6 separate regions of the Mus musculus genome follow, and regions 2, 3, 4, 5 and 6 are each linked to region 1. A link is a loop called in an ENCODE intact Hi-C map of the cell type or tissue named here. Cell type or tissue: left cerebral cortex. All regions are shown on one strand.

The links. Hi-C counts contacts between places; a loop is a spot of excess contacts. Peaks named below come from ENCODE experiments on the same cell type or tissue, not always from the same donor. Only the 100,000 strongest peaks of a DNase experiment are listed, where the experiment ranks them.
Region 2: a loop joins it to region 1, with 5 times the contacts of the local background. A loop is called at or near these places in 6 of 42 quality-filtered maps.
Region 3: it touches region 1 in a loop (8-fold over the local background); 26 of 42 quality-filtered maps call a loop at or near these places.
Region 4: a loop joins it to region 1, with 7 times the contacts of the local background. A loop is called at or near these places in 2 of 42 quality-filtered maps.
Region 5: a loop joins it to region 1, with 12 times the contacts of the local background. A loop is called at or near these places in 26 of 42 quality-filtered maps.
Region 6: it touches region 1 in a loop (2.7-fold over the local background); 2 of 42 quality-filtered maps call a loop at or near these places.

What each region holds. Positions count from the first base shown.
Region 1 is chr1:65,177,682-65,181,681 of GRCm38, forward strand. Idh1 (isocitrate dehydrogenase 1 (NADP+), soluble) reads right to left here and starts at 1,461. Exons shown (of 9, transcript NM_010497.3): 1 at 1,309-1,461. In left cerebral cortex, CTCF peaks have their summits at 736 (motif pointing left), 1,655 (motif pointing left) and 2,373 (motif pointing right); DNase peaks (open chromatin) are centred at 739, 1,585 and 2,363; H3K4me3 peaks cover 2,376 bases; H3K27ac peaks cover 1,698 bases.
Region 2 is chr1:64,715,603-64,719,602 of GRCm38, forward strand. It overlaps Ccnyl1 (cyclin Y-like 1), which reads left to right. Exons shown (of 10, transcript NM_001097644.1): 8 at 2,529-2,695. Among named protein-coding and RNA genes, the nearest start is that of Fzd5, 20 kb to the right of the region's middle. In left cerebral cortex, a CTCF peak has its summit at 2,118; DNase peaks (open chromatin) are centred at 1,187, 1,424 and 2,114.
Region 3 is chr1:65,044,932-65,048,931 of GRCm38, forward strand. Cryge (crystallin, gamma E) reads right to left here. Exons shown (of 3, transcript NM_007777.3): 3 at 3,626-3,965. The coding sequence ends at 3,693. Among named protein-coding and RNA genes, the nearest start is that of Cryge, 4.2 kb to the right of the region's middle. In left cerebral cortex, a CTCF peak has its summit at 1,664 (motif pointing right); a DNase peak (open chromatin) is centred at 1,672.
Region 4 is chr1:66,097,903-66,101,902 of GRCm38, forward strand. No RefSeq gene overlaps it. Among named protein-coding and RNA genes, the nearest start is that of Gm51629, 130 kb to the right of the region's middle. In left cerebral cortex, a CTCF peak has its summit at 2,133; a DNase peak (open chromatin) is centred at 2,152.
Region 5 is chr1:65,109,963-65,113,962 of GRCm38, forward strand. D630023F18Rik (RIKEN cDNA D630023F18 gene) reads right to left here. Exons shown (of 8, transcript NM_001285882.1): 6 at 1-2. Gm36358 (a long non-coding RNA gene) reads left to right here and starts at 2,321. Exons shown (of 3, transcript XR_373471.3): 1 at 2,321-2,435. In left cerebral cortex, a CTCF peak has its summit at 2,242 (motif pointing right); a DNase peak (open chromatin) is centred at 2,265; H3K4me3 peaks cover 408 bases.
Region 6 is chr1:63,657,612-63,661,611 of GRCm38, forward strand. It overlaps Dytn (dystrotelin), which reads right to left. Exons shown (of 15, transcript NM_001081658.1): 9 at 3,528-3,639; 10 at 1,259-1,404. Among named protein-coding and RNA genes, the nearest start is that of Dytn, 27 kb to the right of the region's middle. In left cerebral cortex, CTCF peaks have their summits at 578 and 2,128; DNase peaks (open chromatin) are centred at 580 and 2,147.

The sequences.
Region 1 (4,000 bases):
ATCTTTTTGTTTTCCAGCCAAGTTCAAGTTGCAAAACATGTGGGGACTCTAAGGAAGTAGTTGCAGTATATTGTCGAAAAATTCCTGCTTCTCTCTTTTCCCAGTGCCTACACTTGCACTAACGCCCAACTAACTATACAATGTGGTCACATTAAAGATATCAGATTAGAGGGCAAAATTGCTAATTCTTATCTTGATGGTGAACGGACTTGCAATTATAACAAGGCCTCTCAATTTTGATGACTTAAACAAGTGTCCTTTCAATTTATCTCCTAAAACAAAGCAAGATCCGGAACAGAAAGTCTTAACATACAAATACCCCTGCCAGGAGGATTTGTATTTAATATCAGCCTTACAGCCCAGTTTATCTGGTTTAAAGTACAGTGCTTGAGTGTATCCAGAGGGGCAAAGGGCAGGAGCCTTCCAAATAAAGGTCACAGGAGTACAAATATTGGTGCGCACACACGCTCACACCACAGGACGGTGAGTCCTAGAGTGAGCGCCCGGCTCTTTGGCTTTTTGCAGGTCTCGGGTTTGCTCGACCTCGGGTGACACTGAGACAGGAGATATCCATGTGGGCGTTGTGCAAGCTCTGCTAATGAAGCTGACTCGGTTCCTCCTTCCAGATCCCCACACCAGCCCCTCCTCTCAGCACTGCCAGGACCTTTTAAATACGAGGTCCACTGAGATGGCTGCATCTGGAATCGAGACCCCAGGGCGCCCCCAAGTGGCTAAGCAAACACTACAGACTGAAGCTGGAGGCTCCGCCTACCTTCATCCCCTCCCTCTCTTGCACTCTCATTAGCTCTTCTCCGACCACAAGGCAGGTCCCACCCCTGAACCTTGAAGGGAGTACACGCCTAAATTCCTGGCTTACACCCTTTCTGCAACCAGCTTTCCTGCCTAGTCCTTTTACACCCAACACTCAAGAGTTCTGTGCGTCCACCTCAAAGCTAAATTCTCCTCCGCGGGTGCCTTGCCACTTGTCACTGCTTGCAACGTCCTCGCCTCCCAAAGCGATCCCAACCTCGGAAGCGCCCTTCTATACAGATAGGCAAGCAGCACTCTGCTACTCCCATTTCCCTTCTCTACGCCCAAACTCTGGAAGCGTCCCTGAGTGCACCAGGGCCTTGCCACTGAGTTCATCTCTGCACAGCCAAGACCTGGGGTTTCTTCCTTTTTTCTCACTCCAGCTTTCAACGGAATAGTTTAATAGTAAGGGGCGGCGGCTGCCGCTCTAAGCCTTGGGGCACCTGTAGGGAGGGGAAGGAGCGCCCGCTTGCAGCCGGAGGCGCCCCAGCTACTCACCGGCTCACACCCGCGCGTACACACAAGCTGTAATAAGCCGGCCCCAGTTAGATCAGCATCTGCCACAACCTTCGCTCGGAAGCCCAGCGGCAGGGTCAAGGCTGTTTAACTCTTCCCGGCTTTGTCTCCTCCCAGGCCCCACCCCCTCAGCCCACCTCCCGAAGCCCCGCCCCCTCCACGACGCCATTCGCCGCCTCCGACTTTGTGGGGTGGGCCGAGGCATAGATTGAGATTAAGTCTGGGATGCAGCGGTCCGCTGTTCCCGGTGGGGGATGGGACTGCCACGCCGCGGAGATTCCTCGGGAACACCCTGCAGTTGAGGAGCGAGGACGCCACCTACTGACAGGCTATCGGAAGCGCCGAGACCGAGTGTTCTGGGCTCCGCAACAATCTAGGAATCCCAGCGTTGAGTATCCAGGTTCTCTGCAAAAGGTACAAAAGAGGGAGCCCTCCCTAGACTGGATCCCTTCCTGGAGTCTCCGGATGCCTCTTAGAGCTGGACTGTGCCCTTTGAAGAATGTGCATTTGAGGTTTCTTAAAGGCGTGTGAGGACTACAGATTCTACCTTAATGCAAAAGCTAAAACAGAGCGCATTTTCCATTTCAAAATCAAGAACAAACAATACCCTACACACAAATACATATATGAGTAAAACCATTCATATTCTCATGCTGAGGCTTTTACAGAGCTTCACCATTCCACCCCAATAATTCCCTCCACTACCAATGATCCGTATTCCCAACTGTTGCTGTTTATAAATAAGCTTCACTCACCATTTGTCATGGAAGACAGTGAGGTTTATTTTCTGGGTTGCGATGAAGCTGCACTAGAGATACACGATATAAATCTTAGAATTCTAAGAATGGGTTAAACGTATTCCAATCTTTCCAGAGATTTTTCTGTCTGTATTCCTTAGTCTTGAAAAGGAGAACATTATGACTTGTAGGACAATAGGTCATCCTTGATTGGTCAAGATTCAACGCTTCATGGACTTTTAAAACAACCAGCATTGTGTTGAAAAGTTATGAATTCACGGCAGTTAGTAAGATTCATTTTGGACGCTAGAGGGCGCTATGTGGAAAAGGACTCATACGTGGTGTCAGCTGTTAATGTTGATTAACTGGGTATTAGCTGTGACCTCCGTTTATTCCTATAAAATGATTAGAGAGTGTGTGAGTTTATACTTTCACCTCTAATCTCACTTTAAATCACTTTAAAAAACGTTACTTACTACCATCAGGCACATATTGTTTATATTACTAAAAGTAAGTATTCATAGCCATTCTTGTTCCAGAAAGCATTTTAGAATAAATTCAAGAAACGAAGAATAAAACACAATAAGAAGTATTGACTATAGGTGATGGCAAAAGTAAGAAGAATGCATAGGAATACAGAGCCATGGTGAATTTAAATATAAGCATCTTCAACCAAGTTCTAAATATGTGCTAAGCATGGATTGACTATCTGAGACACTGAGATAGGACATATGGCACTTATGTGCATGTCTCCATCTGGAATCCCGTTTTCAAGGGCTGATATGTCAAGTGCACGAGCTGATAGATCACTGAAAGAGAATATTTGTAGATGCTTGGTATTGAATTAAATTATTACAAAATAAGCCAGGTGTAGTGGTGCATGTTTGTATTCCCTACACTTGGGAGGCAGAAGCAGGAGGATTGCCACAAGATCCAGGCTAGCCTTGTCTACATAACGAGCTCCGGTCTGGTCAAACCCCATTTCAAAATCAAGAACAAACAATAGCCTATACTCAAATAAATATATAGGTAAAACCATTCATATTCTCACGCAGAAGGTCTCGTAGAATCGTAAAATAATAAACTTATAGACTAAATGACTGGAAAAATTACAAAACATTAAAAAAATCATTATTGATGTCTAATATGTGAGTGTGGAAATGTGCATGCCATGGCAAGGATGTGGAAGCCCAAGGACAGTCTTGAGATTTGTAGGCTTTGGAGACCAAACAGGTCAGAAGGTCACAAGGCAAGTGCTTTGATCCTCCTGAGCCACCTCTCTAGCCTCACAAAGCAGTACATCACCACTATTAGTAACAATGAGACTTAACAACTGGTGTTTGGTTGAAGATTACATTTCTCTTAAAAATGTGAATATGACATTCACTGCTCATATTCATGTCGCTCACTGCATTTGCATGCTTATGATTTGCTATCTTTTTTTTTCATTTACTCAATAAAAGTGTCTAAATATTTAAATAAGGTCTAGTAGGAACACTACTGTAAACATCAATGGGAGCCTGGGTCAGAAAATGTCTGTTAGCATCTGCTTGCCTATGAGACACTCAGCCAGATGATGGAATTCCCATGAGATTCCAATGCTACTTTATGTTCGTTTTGATGATCTGGAAAGGTAAAAACACACAAAAAAGAAAACGAGGGCAGAGGTTCAGTAGGTCAAGGTATTTTCCTCCAAAGCAGATATTCTAAATTCAATCCCCAGTACCCATAAGGTAAGAGAGAACTGACTCCTGCAAGTTGTCCTCTGCCCTCCACACATGTGGTGTGGATTGCATACGTATATAGGTGCATGCACAGACACACACAAAATAAGTGCAAATAAAGACAATGAAGGGAAGTGAAATGACGTCATCATTACTTACCAGTTACGATTACCAGCAGGAGAACAGCAAAGATAACGGTTGCACTTGGTTTTT
Region 2 (4,000 bases), 460 kb before region 1:
GATCTATCTTCAGTGTTTGAGAGACAAGTCTACTGGGGAGGAGGAAATGCAGGAATGAGTAATAGAAGGCAAGATAAGACACTCCCACAATGGTAAGGCACTCCCACCAGGCAAATGCTGAAAGAGGCCTCAAGCGCTCCACACCTCTGTTGTAGCACCAGGCAGAGGGAGGGGAGAGGGAGGGAGGGTGGGAGAGAGAGAGAAAGAGAGAGAGAGAGAGAGGAGAGAGAGAGAAAGAATGTGAGAGCGAGCACATGAGATGGAAGTCTTGCCTTGAGATGATGTCCTGGTAAGGAAGACCACGGGTGTTTTTGCAGATAGTTGCTTTTAGCCATGAAAATTAAGCATGGTAAAAACAACTGGAGAGTTTTTGTTTTAGATAAATGAGCAGAATACCTCCTTAGAGAAGTGGCATTTAAACAGCAGCCTAACTGCAAAGAGGAAGCAAGAAGCTTAGGTGTTATAGGCAGTGGAGCAGTGCCAGACCAATGATTTTCAACTTTTGGGTCGTGACCTCTTCTATCTCCAAAAATATTTTATATTATGATTCATAACAATAGCAAAATTAGAGTTATCAAGTAGCAGCAAAAACAGTTTTATGGTTATGGGTCCTGCATTAAAGGGTCGCAGCATTAGTGAGATGGAGATCCTCTGGGTAAGTCTGTGATGAAAGAACATTCCATGTACTCAAGGAAAGTAGGATGGCCATGTGGGGGGAGTAAGGACTAAGGGAAATTAGGGGTCAGTCTCACAGGGAGGGAGGTTCCAGGTTGGTTAGTGACTATTGCTAAGTCTTGAGCATGGGGAAAGTGACATTAATTTAGGAGGCTTTTCTACCTGTTTTTGGAGAGATAGACTATAATTGGAGGTCAGAAGAGAGGCAAGTAGAACGTTAGGAAGCTGTACAATGGTATGTGCAAGCAGTGAAAAATGCCCAGGATAGAGATTTGTTAGATTGCCAATAACAGACAGGTGTTGCTTGCAGACTGGAGAAGGATAACAGAGTTTAAGCTTCTACAACCAGGCAGGTGGAGAGGTAAAGAGGTCTGAATCTCTAAGTGAAGGCACTGATGAATGGCTTGGCAAGAGCTGTTTCAGAATAGTGATAGCAGCCAGAGACAGAAACAAGTGGGTGCACTAAGTGGTTGGCTGGAGGTGGGCTGGCATGTTCGTGATCTGCTGCTGAGCTGAGCTGAACAGAGCAACCAGACATTGACATTGAACTAATCTCTGGCTGAGATGCTGTGCACAGTGGAATGGAGCCAGACCCACAAAACACAAGAGTTGGCTTTGGTTTGAAGAAAACCAAGTCCTCTCTTGCAGTGACACAGGACAAGTGTTACTGAGGACCAGGACCTACCATACCTGTCAGTAAGGGCAGCCACGGTTTGCCAGTGCGCCACTGCTCTCTGACTACTTCTGGAACAGCCGGGGTGTCCTGAGAGAAAGATTCATTCCTCAGATAGTTGAGAGTTCCAAGTATGGGGGCTGGAGGATAAACTCATAGAGAACGTGTCATATTTGGCAGACATTTGTGTTTGGGAAAAAAAAATTGAGTTTGAAGAACATTACGAAATCTGAGCCGTTAGTCTAATGACCTTAAAAAAATAGTGATTATCTCTTACAAGTAAATTCCTTTTTTGCCTTTTTTATCTTGATAAAAAGCACTTCATACCATATATGGGCTGCCTTCCACAGCTGAACTTGACATCTAGTTTCTACCAATTAAAGATCATAAATACTTGTTGGGGAGCTTCTCTTGCCGTCCTCCAAACGGGACTGTTTGCATTAGCATAGCACTTGCATTGTCTCTAGGGTGGTCACTAATCTAGAGGAGATTTAAAACCGCGTCAGAAAACAGTCATAACAGGAGTTCAGGGCCAGCCTGAGCTGTATGTATAGTGATACCCTGTCTAACAAAGCAAACACTCATGATCTGCCTGCTTCAGTCTGTGCAGTGATTAAAGGCAAGGGAATTAATGAAATTTCAGATTATGTAAGAGAGAAAATGGCTTTTAGGAAGTGAGAGCAGAGAAGGGGAAATGACTGTGTAAAGGACCATCCTTAGGTGCAGGTGGCTCTGTGATGGCACAGTGCCTGTGATGCTGCTCTACCCAGCAGCCACTGGGAGGCTCTCTTGTCCTAGTTCCACACAGGGTTACTGTGAACTGGGAAAGGTTTAAATAATCTCAGGGTAGCTTGGTTTTTATACACTTAAGCCCAGCATTAGCATGCCTGTAAAATTACATGTGAGAAACTTGGGTTTAATGAACAGCCTGAATCTGCACTGAGCCTGTTTGCTGCTCTGCAAGCATGAAAATGACACCAGTATCACTCACTCTTCAGGATGCCCTTAACTAGTGACAGTCCTTGTTCTGATGAATGGGCCGAGTGGGCAGCTTTAGATCTAGCCTCTTGCTTAGGTAGAGCAGAGTCTCTGAAGACCTGCCTAGGGAAGCACAGAGGAGGCCTGTCATCCACACATTCAGCACACACCATGAACTAAAGCTCAGCTCTCTATTCCTCAGGTTTACTTAGAGAGGCTCCTAACTTATGCTGAGATCGACATTTGTCCCACCAACTGGAAAAGAATTGTTCTGGGAGCCATTCTTCTTGCCTCCAAGGTTTGGGATGACCAGGCTGTATGGAATGTAGACTACTGCCAGATCCTCAAGGACATTACGGTTGAGGACATGTGAGTATATAAGGTTTTGGAATGCTTTCAGAACCATTTTTCTAGTACTCTTAATTTGCTACTATAAAGTTTTACATAAAACTTAAAGAATGTTTTTAAAGGCTGTTTAAAACTCTTGTTTAAAGTTCTTTTTTGTTTGTTTTCCAAGACAGGGTTTTTCTCTGTATAGCCTTAGCTGTCCTGGAGCTCACTCTGTAGACCAGGCTGGCCTCGAACTCAGAAATTCACCTGACTCTGCCTCCCGAGTGCTGGGATTAAAGGCGTGTGCCACCTCCGCCCAGTCTTGTTTAAAGTTCTTAAAACTTTCCACCATGTATGTGTTTTGTTATATTGTATTTCTGTTCAAAAGAATAAGTTAACTAAGCAGCTACTTAAGCAGTGGAAATAGTCATAAAACTACATTCTTATCTCTAACTTTACAGCAGTTCATAGCTTCCATCATTAATTGGTAGGTCTTGTTATAATATGTTTAATAATATGCTTGATAAATTATTTTTCTTGTTGGTTTTGGTGACCTTTGCAAGGACAGCATAGTACAGTATATATGCTATTACTTTTTAAAAGCCTCCTCCCCTTTTAAGGGGCTTTTGAAAGGATCTGCCTGTGTTGATGTCTCAGAGCATCTAGTCTTCTGTAAGGTTTAGCTTGAGGCTGAGTCATTCATTGTCTATTTACTCTTGCTGTCCCCACTTTTAATCTGAGCATTTATAACAGAAACTGTGAGGTACAAAAGTAAAAGTTTTACTCTGCATGTGGAGAGTTTGTTTTTAGAAATGGTCTCATGAGCCAGGAAGCTCCAGGATTCCTCTCAGGCAGTCCTAGAAGCAGCTCAGAGGTTTCACTGGGTTATGAGGACACTCAGCACTTGCCCAGTTACAGCAGCGCTCTGCAGGCCCCAAGCTCACTGAGAGCATAGCCTTAGTGATGGCCACTAGCATGGGCTTCATGCTGTAATGGACAAGGCTGTGTGTGCAAGCAGGATGCACACAGGGGAGGTTTCCAGCAAACTCTGAAAGTGCCCACTTGACACTGAAGATGTCACTTTGTGGATAGCACTCAAGAAATCTTGTAGTTAGGAAGAAACTCCTTGATTATAGTGAACATCATAGGAAGATGAAGGTATGAGGGTAATAGAAGTTACCCATTTCTGTAGGTAGGATGTCAGTCAAAATTACTAAACTGTTTATAACTGAAGTAACTAAGGAACCAGTGGCAGCAACTGGAATGTTTGGTGAAAATGACTGTTCATAAGTGGTTACTGCACTGGTAGCCATCTTAGCAGAGGATGTGACAACAAAAGAATCT
Region 3 (4,000 bases), 130 kb before region 1:
CAACCGTGGAGCCTCAAGAAGTTCCACAAATTTGCTGTCATCAAGATTGTGAGTCTGCAGTAAACATTAGCTAATGCTGCAGAGTAGCTCAGGCAGAGCAGGCGTGATCATCTAGATTGAGCACAAGTTAAACGGTGTGAAATGCAGATATGTGGAGATATTGTCAGCAAACACTGCTATGACTGGAAGTGGACTGAGCACAGCTCCTGTCTGAGAGCCTAATGCTGGTCAGACTGAGATAGCAGGGCACCTAAAACCTTCCAACTTTCCCACTTGAAAATCTTGGAAAACCACTTACGTCTCTTGAGACGAGGTGGGGGGGGGTCCATATAAAGGTAGGGTAACAGATTCCCTAGATTCACAGAAAAACATCTGTGAGTGAGGTGATAGCTCAGAGGTGAGCTCAGTGCTCACCTGAACCGAAACCTTTGTTATCCCTGGACCTGAGAGTTTCTCATGACAAGGGGTGGTCACTGCTGTGGACGCCCTGAGCTCTTGGAAAGTTTTTCTATCTTATTTGTTTGTTTGTTTTAGATGGGGTTGTTTTGTTTTGTTTTGTTTTTTGAGACACGGTTTCTTTGTGTAGCCCTGGCTATCCTAGAACTGGCTCTGTAGACCAGGCTGGCCTTGAACTCACAGAGTTCCACCTGCCTCTTCCTCCTGAGTGCTGGGATAAAGGCACTAGCCACCACTGCCCGGCAATAAATGTAATTTATAGATAAGTAAATAAACAAATAAATAAATGCTAAGTGGATGAGGCTGAGCTTCAAAGTTGGAATCTGGATATTCCATGAAGGGCTCAGGGATCCAGATTTTGTGGCACAATTCCAAGGTTTTCTTGAATATATACCAAAGGGTATGAGAATATGGACTGGTCTTGAGAGCTGCATCAAGACTTCTTGATGCCCTTGACACTGGGAGCAGGATTCCGGAAGAAGATGAGCAGCTCTGGGCAGAAGAACTCAGACCAACCTGCAGAACCAGAGCTTAGGCATAGGACCTTGATTTTTAAAGGTGAGGACCACAGCTTTCAAACAGAAAGGAAGAGCATTGTGCCATGTGCATTGTTTCTGAAAGCGCTTGGGTCCATTTGAGGTGTCTCACCATGTGCAGGATAAGGATTTCTGTGTACATGTGTAGATACTGAGAGAGGGACAGAAAAACAAAAGAAGTCAGTCTTAATCAACAAGATATATGTATGTATGTATATATGTATATACATATATACATACATACATACATACATACATACATACTCACACACACACACACACACACACATATATCACCTACAGTGAGAAGAAAGGAAGACTATAAAAGTAATTGCGAGAAACCGTAAGAAAGGTAGAGGTTGGGATTGAAGGTGAACTGAGGAACTATTTGGAGAACATAGAGTCTCTTTCCTCAGGAACTCAAAGTTTCGTACATCAGATATGTATCTATAAGATTCTGAGGGATGGGGGAGGAGATGTTGAACTGAGCACAACGCAAATGCTGGCTTCTCCATTAGAGAGCCGCCCTCTGCCAATGATAGCCAGGCCTCTCATGGAACACCATGCTCAACAGTTATTTTTAAGTAAAACATATATTTGTTTAATAAAATTAAATTGTTTTCTCTGCATTCGTGATTCTGGAAAGGGCTCTCCGACAATTGCCTTTCTTCTAGTGAGCACTAGGTGGCGGTCTTCTCTATAGTACAGGCTTCTCAATGGAGGAAGGTAAGGCAGATGCTTGAAAAAGTTGACATTTAAGGAATTTTCCATCATTTAATTAATCTGTGTGTCATAAAAGGCTTCCAGATTTTCATCTTAAGGATGGGAGGAAGGAAAGAAGAAAGGAAGGAGGGAGGGAGGGAGGGAAGGAGGGAGGGGGAAGGGACGAAGGGATGGTGTCAACAACGTGGCTCAGTGTGTAAAAGCCTTTACCACAAGCCTGGTGACCTGAGTTCAAGGAAAGAGCCATAGACCATAGCAAAGCCTGCACACAGAGCATGCTCACAATGACATGTGAGAGGTTAAAATGAGTTCCACTGACAGCGAATGTAATAGGACTAGGGCTCTGAAGTCTTTGTATTCAAAAGACTTTCTTCTGATCTGTTAGTGTCTTCTTGATTCTCTTATAATTCCTTTGGTTAATTAATGGAAAATACAATTAGGATGGTCCCTGCTCTACCTGTCACTGGTCTTTTCCTTGTTCCACTGAAGCAATGTACCCAGCCAGGCCTTGTTCCTGAAATATGCTTGCAAATCAATAGCTATTCTGCCTGAGGCTGATGGTTAGAACCCCATGAAAAGGTTCCAGTAATTCTTTCTTCACTTTGGTAACAAAACTTGTTTTTCAGGCAGGCTTTATCCATATTAAGTGATGGGAATTGTCTAAAGTGGGTTGGTGCATCTCAGGTACAAGTAGTAAGAAAAAAAAGGGTGTATTCCAAGTAGAGTTAGGGATACCCTAATACCTAATTCCTAAATAGGAAAATAGCACACAAGTCTCTGATTTCATCTTTACCTTATATTCTCTTTAAAATTTAAAGTTTCTTTTATTTTTTTAAGGATTTACTTTTATTTTGAAATTTCCCTGTGCATGTATGCATGTGAGTATATGTGTATGTGTGTATTTGTATGTGAAGGATCCTGCTCCATTCACTGTCATCTTTCAGTAGATCACAGTATCTAAGATGAATATGTGAACCCTTTTGGATATGACTCTGAGCTACGAAACCAGACTTAAGTCTCAGGGCTCTTTAATTTTACAAGCAAAACAGTCAGCTATCAAGGAATGTGTTGTAGGCTCTAAAAATTTTAGTAAGTATCCTGAGAGATTGTGATATAGCCCAACTTCAATTCGTTATACTTTGTTAAGCACCGACCTTGGTGCAAATGCTGTATAAGAAGTATTTAGTATACCTGTATACCACAAGTCCAGTGTGCAGGCAGCAGTTACTTTGTGTGTGGCCCCGTTACAAAACAATCATCACAATCAGATGACAAAAATCCATATTTGTTCTTCGTCAGGTCGGGATTAATACCTCTCACCTTCACAAACTAGAGAACCGGGGCACAGAAATGATAAGTGACATCAATCCATCGCCTGAAGCTAGTGACCCTGGCCACTAGCTTTGTTAGCCAGGGCCACAGCATCTTGTGAAACCTCCACCTCTCTGGATGAGCCACAGCCCATTTCTGTATCTACAGTGATGTGGTTTCTGGAAACGTGGTTACTTTTTCCTCTAGATTCTCGACTGCACTGCCCTGTGGCCCCCAGTAATGGCCAGGCAGGTCTGGACTGCCTGATGTTCTCGAATTGACTCCTCAATGGTTGCTCCTATTAATGGCCAGTTGTGTGCCTCCAAGGGAACCTTTTTAACCTCCCCCCACCCCCTTCCAAACGCTTAAACCACCCCAGCTAGCAAGCAGCCAATAGGATTTAACTCTTACAGAGACACGCGCCCACTTCTGGTCCCCCCCCCCCCCCCCAGAATCTGTGCTTTTTGTCTTAAGTTGCACGTTTTCTTGTCTGCTTTTCCGTTCCCAGCCCACCCCTATGTATGATACTATCCATATCATTTCTGAGTAGCTTTGCTGCGCCCTTCAATTGAGGGTGAAAGGAACAGAGAACTCTGTTATTGCATGAAACACACAGGAAATATTTTATTACTGTCCAGATGGAGAAAATGGTAGAGTAAAAATATTTCAATAGAAATCCATGATTCTCCTCAGAGAGCCCACCCTGGCATTCATGGCGCCCCAGTCGTGGTAGCGCCTGTACTCCCCAGGCCTGAGCAGGTACTGCCGCCCCCGGTAGTTGGGCATCTCGTAGAGGACCCAGTAGCCCTCCATCACGTGGAAGGAGTGGAAGTCACTGAAGTGGAAGCGGTCCTGCAGGTGGGAGCAGTCGTCTGTGATCTCCACCATTTGGCCTCTGTAGTCCTCTCGCTCGTAGATCTTGATCCTGTGAGAACTGGACTGTGTGTCCAGAGAACAGCAGGACGTCAGAAAAC
Region 4 (4,000 bases), 920 kb after region 1:
TTTCTTCCAACCATGTTCCAAGGATCGAAATCCAGTTGTCAGGGTTTGCAGCTCAGCCATCTCACAGATGTCCTTCCTTCATCTCTTTTCCTTTTTGGTCTGTCATAATTTTCAAACTTAAAGGCTTTTAGGCTTCCAATGTTGGTGTAAATATGCATTTAAATTATTTGAAAACATTTCACCAAAACAAAAAACAAAACAAAAACCAATAAACAAAAACCCAAGCCAAAACCAAAACCAAAAAAAAAAAATCCAAATAAGCAAACAAAGCAAAATAACAACAAAAAACCAAGAGCCAGTTCTTGGATTTCAACAAATACCCTTGCTCTTTCTGTCTTCATAAGAGAGAATGCTTACAATACTAGGATTCGGTAAAGAGATACATTGGGCTGGGGATGTGATCAGTCATAAAGTGCTTGTTTACTTGTGCAAAGCCTTAGATTTAACCCCAGAAAGAAAGAAAGAAAGAAAGAAAGAAAGAAAGAAAGAAAGAAAGAAAGAAAGAAAGAAAGAAAGAAAGAAAGGAGGAAGAGAGAGAGAGAGAGAGAGGAAAGAAAGGAAGGAAGGAAGGAAGGAAGGAAGAAAGAAAGAAAGAAAGAAAGAAAGAAAGAAAGAAAGAAAGAAAGAAAGAAAGAAAGAAAGAAAGAAAGAAAAAAGATCTACTAACAAGTAGATTACTCTTGACTTCTTATCTTAAAATTTCTCTACAAGAATACAAAGACCCAGTTAAACCAACAGAATTTTTCACATGAATGGATAAAAATAAATACTTTATAAAATTATCTTTAAAAAGACAACAACATTCAGCTGTCAAGAGTAGTGGACCTTTACAAACATCCCACACAATGTGTGCTGGGAATTGCTTGCAACACTAAGCACTGTTTGACTCTCTTATACATTGTATTGTTTATTATTATGGCCACAACCTTGGTGTGATGGTTTATACATGCTCTGCCCAGGAGTGGCACTATTAGTAGGTGTGGCCCTGTTGGATGTGTCACTGTGAGTGTCACCTAGCTACCTGGAGGTCAGTCTTCCACTAGCAGCCTTCAGATTACAATGTAGAACTCTCAACTCTGTGTGCACCATGCCTGCCTAGATGCTGCCCTGCTCCCACCTTGATGATGATGGACTGAACCTCTAAATCTGTAAGCAAACCCCAATTAAATGTTGTATTTTGTAAGACTGACCTTGGTCATGGTGTCTTTTCACAGCAGTAAAACCCTAACTAAAACACCTGGGAACTACTTCCCTAATTTCCTTACCATGTATTTTCTTGAACTCCTGTACAAATAAGACATTGGTAGAGAATCCTGCAATCAGGAATTGAGATTCAGCAGGTATGAGTTGTGCAGCAAACACCTTGAATTCTCTCTCAGTATGACTGTCACAATGGCATCGCATCCCAAGGCAAATCACAGCCTCAGTTCTATAGAGCAGCATTGGCAGCTGTTTTTTGTCTCCGAGAGGTGTCATCATTGTCTGCCTCTGATCCACCACACAGGGCAACAAACATGAGTCCCACTCTCTCTGAGTCTCCGAAAATATACCTGCCTTCTCCATCACCATTTTCATTTATTTAACCTTCCCAAACACTGGGAAAAACAATACTATATCAAATCACTATCTGCTTGAAATGGTTAATTCCTATTTTTATGATTGAACCCGGGTTAATCCTGTATTTATCTCCTGATTGACTCTATGACCTCTAATAGATATAGCTGACGTTAATTATTATTTAGGCAGGTACCGATGACATGGAGCATTTATGAGCTAGTAGGACTACTGCACATAGTTAGAAAGATATGTTTTCCCTATAAATCTATTATATAACTAAATCAATCACTCCTCAGTCACACTTGAAAGCTTATGTTAAGTTGGAAAGGCAGTTCTCAGTGTAGACTAACATATGCTCCACAATTATTAGTATGCTTATTATCTGTCACTTAATGAAAATTTTCAACTTTTAATTTAAATAGTAATTTTTGATCACTAATTGTTTTCTTATAAATTATATATATCATTTTGCTGTAATAGTTTTTGAAATAATAGTTACAACCCATAACTCTGTGACAGGCTATGAGAAATAGCAAATAGGAACTCATCATATAGTGACATAGCACCATCTCATGGAATATCAGAGGAACTGTCAGGGAAGTGTGACAGTAATGCTGGCACTAAACATCTGAAAAGTTCTGCTATAATATCTAAATTCTACTTCTCAAATGTTCAAAACATACTTCTTTTTAAATTCAAACAAAAACAAATTTTTACACAGACCACTGAATCCACACCTATCCCTCTCTGATAAGGAAACAGGCCTTCTGAAATTAAATGGCTACGTACAGGAGCATACACAGTTCACTATACACAGGAACTTCAGGTTTTAACGAGAAGTTATGCATTTTGAAGATGTTAAAATAAATATTTCAACACTAATCTGTTTGGTCTTAAGAACCACCTGAGATCCTACCACTCAAAAGGATACAGAAGAGCTAAGCTTCCATGCCACTCTGGGCTGCAGGATGAGACCCTATCTATACTCTAGAACATACACTCACACATACATAAAGCATACATAATTACCTTATATGCACTATTTCTTTAACACTTCCTTCAGGAAATTTTAGATATTTTATCTTTTTCACTACAGACTGCTTTGTTAGACAACATGATGACACCGTATAATTTTGCATGAGTGAATGAATGCCACTAAGTCCAAGTAGGTTATTCTTTACTTTGTTCCTTTTTGGTATTTATTGGATCAGGTAGAAAAATTCAAGTTTTTTCTAAGTTCAGAAATGGAGAACGGAAAGATGATTCAGAATGCAGTAACAGATGGGGGGTGGGGGGGAGGCGGACCTTACTATGGGTCAGATTCTCGTATTACAGCCTTAAGATTGCTCAAATTCTGATATCTCTAGCCCTATCAAGATGAACAGATTTAAATGGGGAGAAAGATGCCCAGCACCCACAGCAATAGCAACAGACTCACCTGGTACAGTGGTGTGTAGCCAAGGTACATGTTCACAGGTCAATGTTAATCACACACAAGCTGTGCATTTTCTAAGGGTTTTGCTTTGCTTTGTTGCTGTTCTGCTAAAAAAAAAAATGCACCTAGTTTGCCATATCTTACTTAAATTTTAGGTAATTTGTAAATTTCTTAATTTCAAGTTGCCTTTACATAAACTTATAAAGCCACAATTATTAAAATAAAATGCTAGCTATTGGGAAAATATTAAATGACATGGGCATATAGCACCATCTAATGATAAATTCATTTATCTGTAGAGCAGTTTTATTTTATTTATAAGTAGTAAAGGAGAATCATAAGAAAGTGACATGATTCCACTTAGTAAGTAGATTACCTCAAGAAGTTTGAATTTCTAGCTTTGTTACTGATATGACCCCCCCTACTAGTTTGCCGTGTGATAAAAACAAGCCACATTGTAATAAATATTAGCAAGAGTTCTCCACATGATTCTGTTTTGGGCACACTAGCCAGAGCTACCTATTAGCTTCAAATCCACTCTTCTTGGGGGTATGTGCCATGCTGGAACTTAATGTAGTAAAGCCCCTTCCAGCAAGCTTCAGCAGCAGAGGGAGCCTGCACGTGAAGAAAGACCTCCCTCCTCCTGGTGTGTTCTTCCTCTTCTGGCTCCTACAGTGTTTACCTGGCAAGTGTGGCATCCAGGGAAGTTCACCCCTAGGGAGGTTTCACAATACAATGTGGAAACTTTCCCAGGAAGTTCTGCAGGTGGCACAGCAGCCTGGCAGCAAGGTCAACTGCACCTTCATAGGTAATTTTCAACAAGAACAAAAAATGTTCTTTACACACACACACATGCAAACAAACACGTGCACACACACACATAGGGTTGGGGTGGAGAACATAACAAGCTGTATTCTGTGCTAAGAAGCTTCAAGATACTATTAAAGAAACATTGTTCAAAATCTATTTGCTTACCACATTTAACTTAAATCAGAAATGATGACAACA
Region 5 (4,000 bases), 68 kb before region 1:
ACCTGAAAGGAAGACACAGTTCCACATTACAGCGGTGTGAGTTTTGTGCGCGGAGCGCCTGCTGCTTACAGTGTCTTGGCGTGTCTCAGTCTCACCAACCGAGTCCCGGTGAACCGTGTCGATGTGGCAGCCGAAAGGCGGGTGAACGTGATCTTCATCTACAGCCCCTGCTCTGTGTTTGGTTCTCATGACCCACAGAAGCCCCCTTTGCACAGGACATTCCTCACAGCCCTCTACTGCACACAGCCCCTTCCTCTTTTCTGCCCCAGGCTCCAGCCTTTCCTTTGCTGAGTGAGAAACTTGCCCTGACATGTCTTCACCTGCTCCCTCCTGCCCCACAAACCGATGCACACTACAGGCTAGGAATTGCTACGTATGCAACTGGAATTTTTTTTTTAACGTGCCCTTAACTTTGTTAATATTTTTATTAAAAAATAAATTAACGAATATAGTTATATCACGTCCCTCATTCTGTCTTATCCCTGGTGTTCCCAGCAAGGCGAGCTTAGCAGTAATACAGTCATATGGAAGGCTCCCCTGGGCTGTCATGTAATTGATGAGCACAGTCCCGATTAATCCCCAGAATAGCCTGGTGTGGTTGGGGATGTGTCATCAAACCTATTTACACATAGGAAACTAGGTAACGGTTACCTGCCATTTTGTGCTATTACTAATATTATAAGGAAACTTTCTCATATATTCCTGATGTTACTAGGAAACTTTCTCATGCCCAAGTTGATTACATATTCTGTTATGTTCTGAGCACTTGGAAACCAGTCGAAATAGAAGTCAGTAGACTTCTCCCCCTCCCCCATTCTCTTTCTATTTCTCTCTGTTTCCATGTATTCCCAGCCGGCTTCTCTTTCTTTCTGTCCTCCTCAGTCCCCTCTTCTCTGCCCTCATGGCTCTGCTTGTCTCTACCCCTTCTCCAGGTCCTCACTCCCCTTCCTTCCCCCAAATAAACCTTGGCATGGGCCTACCAGCATCCCTGCCTGCCACTGCATCATATTTCATAATACCCACAGTCAGTTTGGACCCAAACCAACCACTCAGCAGCACTTCCTACACCTATCGATGAGCTTTTATGATGTTGCTTTTACCAACTAGCCCTGGGATGGAACCCAATATAAGAGAGACACCTGCACCAATATAAGGAACTACTGGGAATAAGACTTTCATTTTGAGTAGGGGATCGAGTAAAGTTTAATTTCCCAAGACCTCCCTGGGAACTGACATCCTACTTGGCAGAAAGAGTCATGTTCCTGGATAAGTAACATCCTCATTGGCAAGTTAAGACCTAAGTGTTAGACAAGACCCATTCTGGTAGACAAGTTAGGACATGAATGTTAGACACGTCCCCTGCCACAGCTGAATACCCCCACCAATAGGAGCAGGAAAAGTGTACAGCAAAGACATGTTCCTAAGGAAATCCCTTATCCCTAGATCCTGATTGGTGGAATAACTTGGCGCAGATGTTTGTGGATTATAGGCTTAAAAAGCATCTTAATGTCACAACCAGCTCCTGAGTCTGGATTTGTGGCCCTGGTCAATCAGTCCTGGGGTGTCTGCTCAGTAAACTATCCCTGTCTGACTGAGATCAGTGTTTATATGTTTTGGAAGGAGATTCCTGGACCATATCAGGAGGCAGCCAACTTAGAAGGGATGGATCTGGGTCTGGGCCCTGTCTGCTTTGCCTCTAGAGTCATGCATGATATTTGGTTGTGAGAATGGATGTGAATGCCGGCTCTTTTTTTCTCTTGATTTTTGAGATATGTTTTCCTCTGTGCAGCAGAGCCCTGGATGTCCTGGATTCCCTTTGTATACCAGGGTGGTTTGGCACTCACAGCGATCCACCTGCCTCTGCCTCCTCGGACTATAGGCATGCATGCACCACTAGGCTCAAAGCTGGCTTTTAAAATGGGATGACCTTTGGAGAGACAGAGGTGAGCTGAGGTCTCGGGGTTCTCTGTTCAGCACCCTTATCTCCTTCCACACACTTTTTTTTTTAATGCTTTTTCTTCAGTTTAAATCATGTTGGGCATTTTATATTTATCATCTGGGCACAGTTGTAAATAGCCAGTACTTATGTAAAGCCTTTAATTTAACTTTTTCTGGGTTCAGGGTCTTCAGCAGGAAAACAAAACAAAACAAACTGGAAATCGATTTTCTTATTAATAAAAAAAATGGCTATTTAGCCTGTTGCTGAGAGCGAACAGTACATGACTTGCTGCTATCCTTCCACCAGGGGGCAGCAAAGAGTCCCAGAGAAAGCCACCAGCTTTCCACAGTTCCCACAAGTCCTTTCCAGTTGCCGGAAATTCGTCCCAATCTGATTTGTATTCCTCTTGGTTTTAAACTCTGGCTTAGAAACTATTTCAGTTGTTGCTTAGAAGAAATTTTATCCGAAGGATTCAAAGGGCATTCTGATATAAGCGGTAATTAACCTTTGGCAACATCTATTGTTTTTAAACCACTCTGACTTATAATTAAAACCATTATTTTTGAAGTGATGTTAAACTCCAAAAGGCTGTTTTAAAATAGTCCTATAGTTTAATGTTTGAAATGTTTCATTGCCACTGAGAGATCCTGCTCGTTCCTCTTCTAAGTTGAAGAGAAAGCTTTAGGGTGGAGTCAGCCTGCAACTCTGCCTGGGGTGGGTAGGAGCTCTGGTGGGAGGGAGGGGCTGCTAGCATTGCTTCATCAAACCATAATCATTTGGGGAATTAGTTACCCCAGACAAGCCACGTTTGCATTGCTAATAATATACATATTTGATTAGCTATTTAATGTTTATATATTTAGAGTCTCTATCAGATGTGATTTTGTCCCTGGGGCACATTTAGCACTGGGAGGCGTTTTTTTAACTGTAGGATTCTGAGGATCGCGGCTATGTACCACTGAGCAGAGGCTCTTTCGTGACTGAACCAGTGATCCGGAGGACAAGCACGAAAGCAACGTGGCCTCCTGTTATAGCTCCGTTGTGTAGGCGGCACTTAGCCCAGCTGCTCTGACATTGACCTTTGCAAACCCTGACTGATGACCCCACCAAATCAGGAAGTCACAGTGCAATCCCCTTAAGAAAGAAGCATGGGAACTGAGATGCAACACCCAACCAGTGTGACTGACACGTTCCCGAAGCTAGAAGAAGAGAAAATCGAAGTAAAAAAACAGCGAGCAGGGATCAGGTCTGGGGCATATTTGGTGAAGAAGAGAGGAGACAGGCGGGCAGAGAGAACGCAGCAGCGAACACGCAGAGACTGGGCAAGGTGGAGGGAGTGTGGAGCCAGAACACCACAAAAGCGGGCCTTTCTTCACCTTAAAAAAACAAACGCTGCTTAGCGGGGCTGGAGAGATGGTTCAGTAGTTAACAGCACTGGGTGCTTTCCCAGGAGACATGGGGACAATTCCCAGGACCTACAGGGCAGCTCACAATGGTCTGTAACTCTAGTTCCAGGGAATCTGGCACCCTCATGCAGACATGTATGCATTCAAAACACCAATGTACATAAAATAAAATAAATAAATAAATAAATCATAGAAATCAAACCAGGTCATGTGGTATTTACTTGCATTTCAAAAAAAAAAAAAAAAAAAAAAAAAAAAAAAAAAAAACACCAGAAAACTGCTTAGCCTCTTAAGCCAAGCTAAGCCTTGATACAGAGTACAAGATCTATGTAAGACAAGGCACCTTGCCCAACTTGCTCACTGCTGACTCTGTGACACTCAGTTACATATTGTGAAAGAGCAAAGGAATGAGCAGGAAGCCATGCAGTGGTCAGGGAGAAAGCTGTAGTTCCTTCCTTCAGGACTTGAGGCAATGTGGATCTCAGCAAACGGAAGGTGCCGAAAAGTTGGTTCCACAGCCGTAAGACTTAGTAAACACTCGGCCATGGGGGTGGATGAACTAGGCACCTGAACTTAGGCTGTGACCCACTGCTCGAACAGTCTAGTCTGCAGGCTGTGACAAGAGCAGGGGATAAGTAATTGTCCTAAGTCTATG
Region 6 (4,000 bases), 1.5 Mb before region 1:
ACACTGGGCATGCATATGGCACTGCAGACAAAACCCCATACACATGCAAATAAATAAATACAACATTTTAAAGGAAAAATTTGGACAGTGTCTAGAGAATAACACTTGAAGTTTTCCTCTGCCCTCCATATTGACATGTGATTGTGCCCCAAAACACATGGGCATCTGTACACATATTATATGAGTGTGTGTGTGTGTGTGCGTGCATATATATATATGCACACACACCCAAAAATTATAGTTTACATCAGAAGTGGTGGGAATACATCTGTAATTTCAGCACTGTGTAGGTGAAATAAAATGGGTGGTTAGTTAAGAGGCTAGCCTGGGTCACACATTGAATTCATACCAAAAAAAGCAAAGCAAGACAAGACAACAGAACACAATGTAATGATTATTTGGAGGTTAATGACAGGGGACGCTTTACCATTTAGGGCAGTCGAACAGAAGAATGAGAAATTTCATCTATAGCATAAGTCTGGTTTCACCGGTGTTGAAGTGCAAATAGCACTTGCAGAGCAGTTACTCAAACAATCTTCTAAGCCCCTGATGCCTTGCAAGAGCAATTACTTTCGTGGCCACTACGTGGCACTGTTGCCTCTAAGTTCTCTATAAACCTAAAGGCTGTAAAAAGTAATTGCATCTTTACCCTCTTCCCATCCTTGCCCTCCATAGAGGCCTTAGCTGAACATCTGCTGCTGGGCCTCACGAATGATCCAAACACTGAGAATTAGTAGCTGTTGAGTTCTCAGCCTGTGTATCTCCTCCTCCAAGGTTCAGGGAATATCACAGAAGTGGAAGCAGAAAGGATCTAAAAGAAAGAGAACGGGGTGGAGGGGTGGACCACCATCTTCCAGGCTTGCCACCGGTGACGATCTGCACAGGAGACCTGCTCAGGATTGGCCCCACCAGCATTTCGTGACCAGGGGAAGAGAGGTTCTGGAGACCCCACACCTCCCAGAGATTTATATATTCAGTTAAAGGTTGGAGGGGGGTGAGAAAGAAACAAACACGAAACATGAAAGGAGGAAGATATGAAAGTAGAAAGAGGACTCTGGAAAAGGAAAGGGGTAGCAGGACGAATAGGAGACAAGAGAAGGTAAAATGGCAAATAATGGTAAAATATATAAGTGTATGAAAATACTATAATAAACCCATGATATATAATTAACATACGGTAATGAAAATAAACTTAGAAGAGAGAAAACCTGTGGCTGTAATCTATGCTGGCTGTGTCAGCAGCACCCACACTACGCACCTGGCTGGCCCGTGGCTAGCTGAGTCCCTTGAAGCCAGCTGGTCCAGCAGCCACTGTCTCCCCACAGCTCCTACCCTCTGGCGTTTCTGAGGCAGGTTGTTTCTGAGACTCCTGAAGAGGAGTTTTGTATTCTCTGTTGCTGACATCTGTGGAAATGAACAATATTGAAAGGTGCCCTTGAGGGGTAGACAAGATGGCTCACTGGGTAACCTGACCACCTGAGTTTGACCCTCTATCCATATGGTGGAAAGAAAAAACTGGTGTCCACAACTTGTCCTCTGACTTCCACGTGTTGGCTGTTGGCACACATGCACACCCGCACACAAATGAATAAAAGTCATAAAATCAGGCCAGTAAAAAAAAAAATTAAAGAGCATCAGATCAGTTCAAGCCTGATCTTTCCTTATCCATTGGTAATGACCTGCTGCACTATCAAAGCTTTGCTAGCTATTTCTTCTATTGTTGGTGGTTGGGAAAAATAATCTTCCTTGCTCCTAGAATTTCCTCATACCCTTCATGTATAAACCTGCATGTAGCACAACTCTCCAGGCTGAATTCCCCAACTGCGTCAATAAATAACTGCTTCTTAAAGAGAATGGGGATTCTAAAAACTGTAAGAAGGGACATCGGACTGAGTTTATGGTTGCTAACATTTGGAGATGTGGGTTCCTTTAAGAATAAGGTGATGACTTGTGGATTCATGTCTAGGAACACCCTCCCCAGTTTGCTACTGTATACAATTTCAGTAGGTAGTGGGTGACCCTAAATCCACCCATCCTGCCCACCTAAGCAACTTCAGGGAAAAGAAACAACCATATTCAATTTGAGGACTCCAGTTCTTAAGAATAAAAGTCTATTAACAAGATGACCACACGGTGTCACTATAACACCGTCAAGTCGCAGGCTTCCAGGGCCAGAAAGGTATTCCGAAGCAATGAACTAAGTAAGGCAAAGCTGGAGCAGTTTAGCAAGGCTGTGTATGCTCCAGAGGAAACGTATTTGGAAAAATTCAGGCGCCTGCTTTTCCTGGATGGACTTTGATCTTGAAGAGAGAATCGGAAAGAACTGGGAAGCTGCCTTTGGTGAAAGCAATCCAACTGCAGCCTTCACTACAGTGATGCTGAGAGGAACTTCGTTGTACAGATTCACCCGAAATCAGTGGTTAAAAAAGACAATGTTTTCTCACTCCTCAGGCACCCCAACTGCCACCCACCCCCCTAAGAAGAGCAAAATGCTTTTGTATTTTTGTATTTTTCTTTTTTCTTAGACTTAAATGCACTTGCTGATTACTAATGATTTTCTTTAAAAGAATCGAGAGTTGTGAAGTTTTACTTTTTCAGCAAAAACCTAGTTAAGTTCTTTTTCCTTTTTATTCCAAAGGGAAAGAAAAGAGATACTTGAAATCTAGGACTCGGGGAAAGTCGTATTAAAGCCTTTACAAAGAATGACCACAACCAGAAGGTTTGCTGTGTCATCTCCAGCAAATCAACACCCTTCTTCTTCTTCATCCATTCCAGGTGCTAATGCCTGCTCCTTGTAACTTTGACAGATGTTTCCTAGTAGATAGCATGAGATCAATGGTCATAATGTAGCCCATTAAGCCTTTTCTTGTTCCCAAAAACATTTATAAAAACCTGAGATGTAAACAAAGCACATTTATGTTTAATCTCATGGCATGTATCAATCATAAAAAAAAAAAACAACAAAAGTCATTATGACTTTTTTCCTACAGTGCATACTACTATTCTGTCACACGGGAGCCCTTTTACACTGAGAAAAGTTGATGGTTAAGCCGGCCCTTTCCAGTGTCTTAAGTGTTAACTGAAAGAAGAAAAGTTTCTTTTTAATTAGTTATCTTATTTATGTATATTTCAAATGTTGTCCCCTTCCTGGTCTCCCCTTTGCAAGCCCCCATCCCATCTCTCTCTCTCCTTTGCTTCTAAGAGGATGCTCACCCACCCACCCATTCACTCCTGCCTCACTCCTCTAGTATTCCTCTACACTGGTGCATCAAGCCTCCACAGGACCAAGGGCCTCTCCTCCCATTGATGCCCGACATATGTAGCCGGAGCCATGGACTTATCCATGTATACTCTTTGGTTGGTGGTTTCGTCCCTGGGAGCTCCAATGAATCCAGTTAGTTTATATTGTTGCTCTTTCTATGGGGTTGCAATCTCCTTCGGCTCAGAAGGAACGGTTTTTAAATGTAATGTCTTGTAAGGACAGTAAGGGGGCAGGGAATTTTTTTCCACACTGCCTTAGATGTTACCTGGACACATTCCTCCATCACAGTGTGTGACTTCTCGTGGGAATTTTTGTGGAGACCAGATAAGAAACACAGCTCACAGATGTCAAAGTCCAGGCACTTTAGACAATGGTATCTGCCAATTGAAATGGAAGAACAGCTTATGCCACTTTCAGTAGGAGAGCAAACAGGTGATATTCAAGTAGAGAATGAGCACCCACAAACATACAAGGGGTGCCTTCTTGGCCTTGCAAAACTTTTGTGTAGCTTTGAAAATTAGTCAGCACACTTTAAGTGGGAAGGCACTCCCCTTTGTTACACAATGTACAAGATGGAAAAGACAAGGGTTTTTAATAAGGATTATTTGATGAACTATGCAGCACTGTTGACAGTTACAGGGAATTGTCTGGACAGTATGCTAATTACCCTTAAGTGTGTTCCTTCATGTTCTGAAATCACCTTCAGAGTTACAAGAAAGACGGCTGAGTGGATAATAC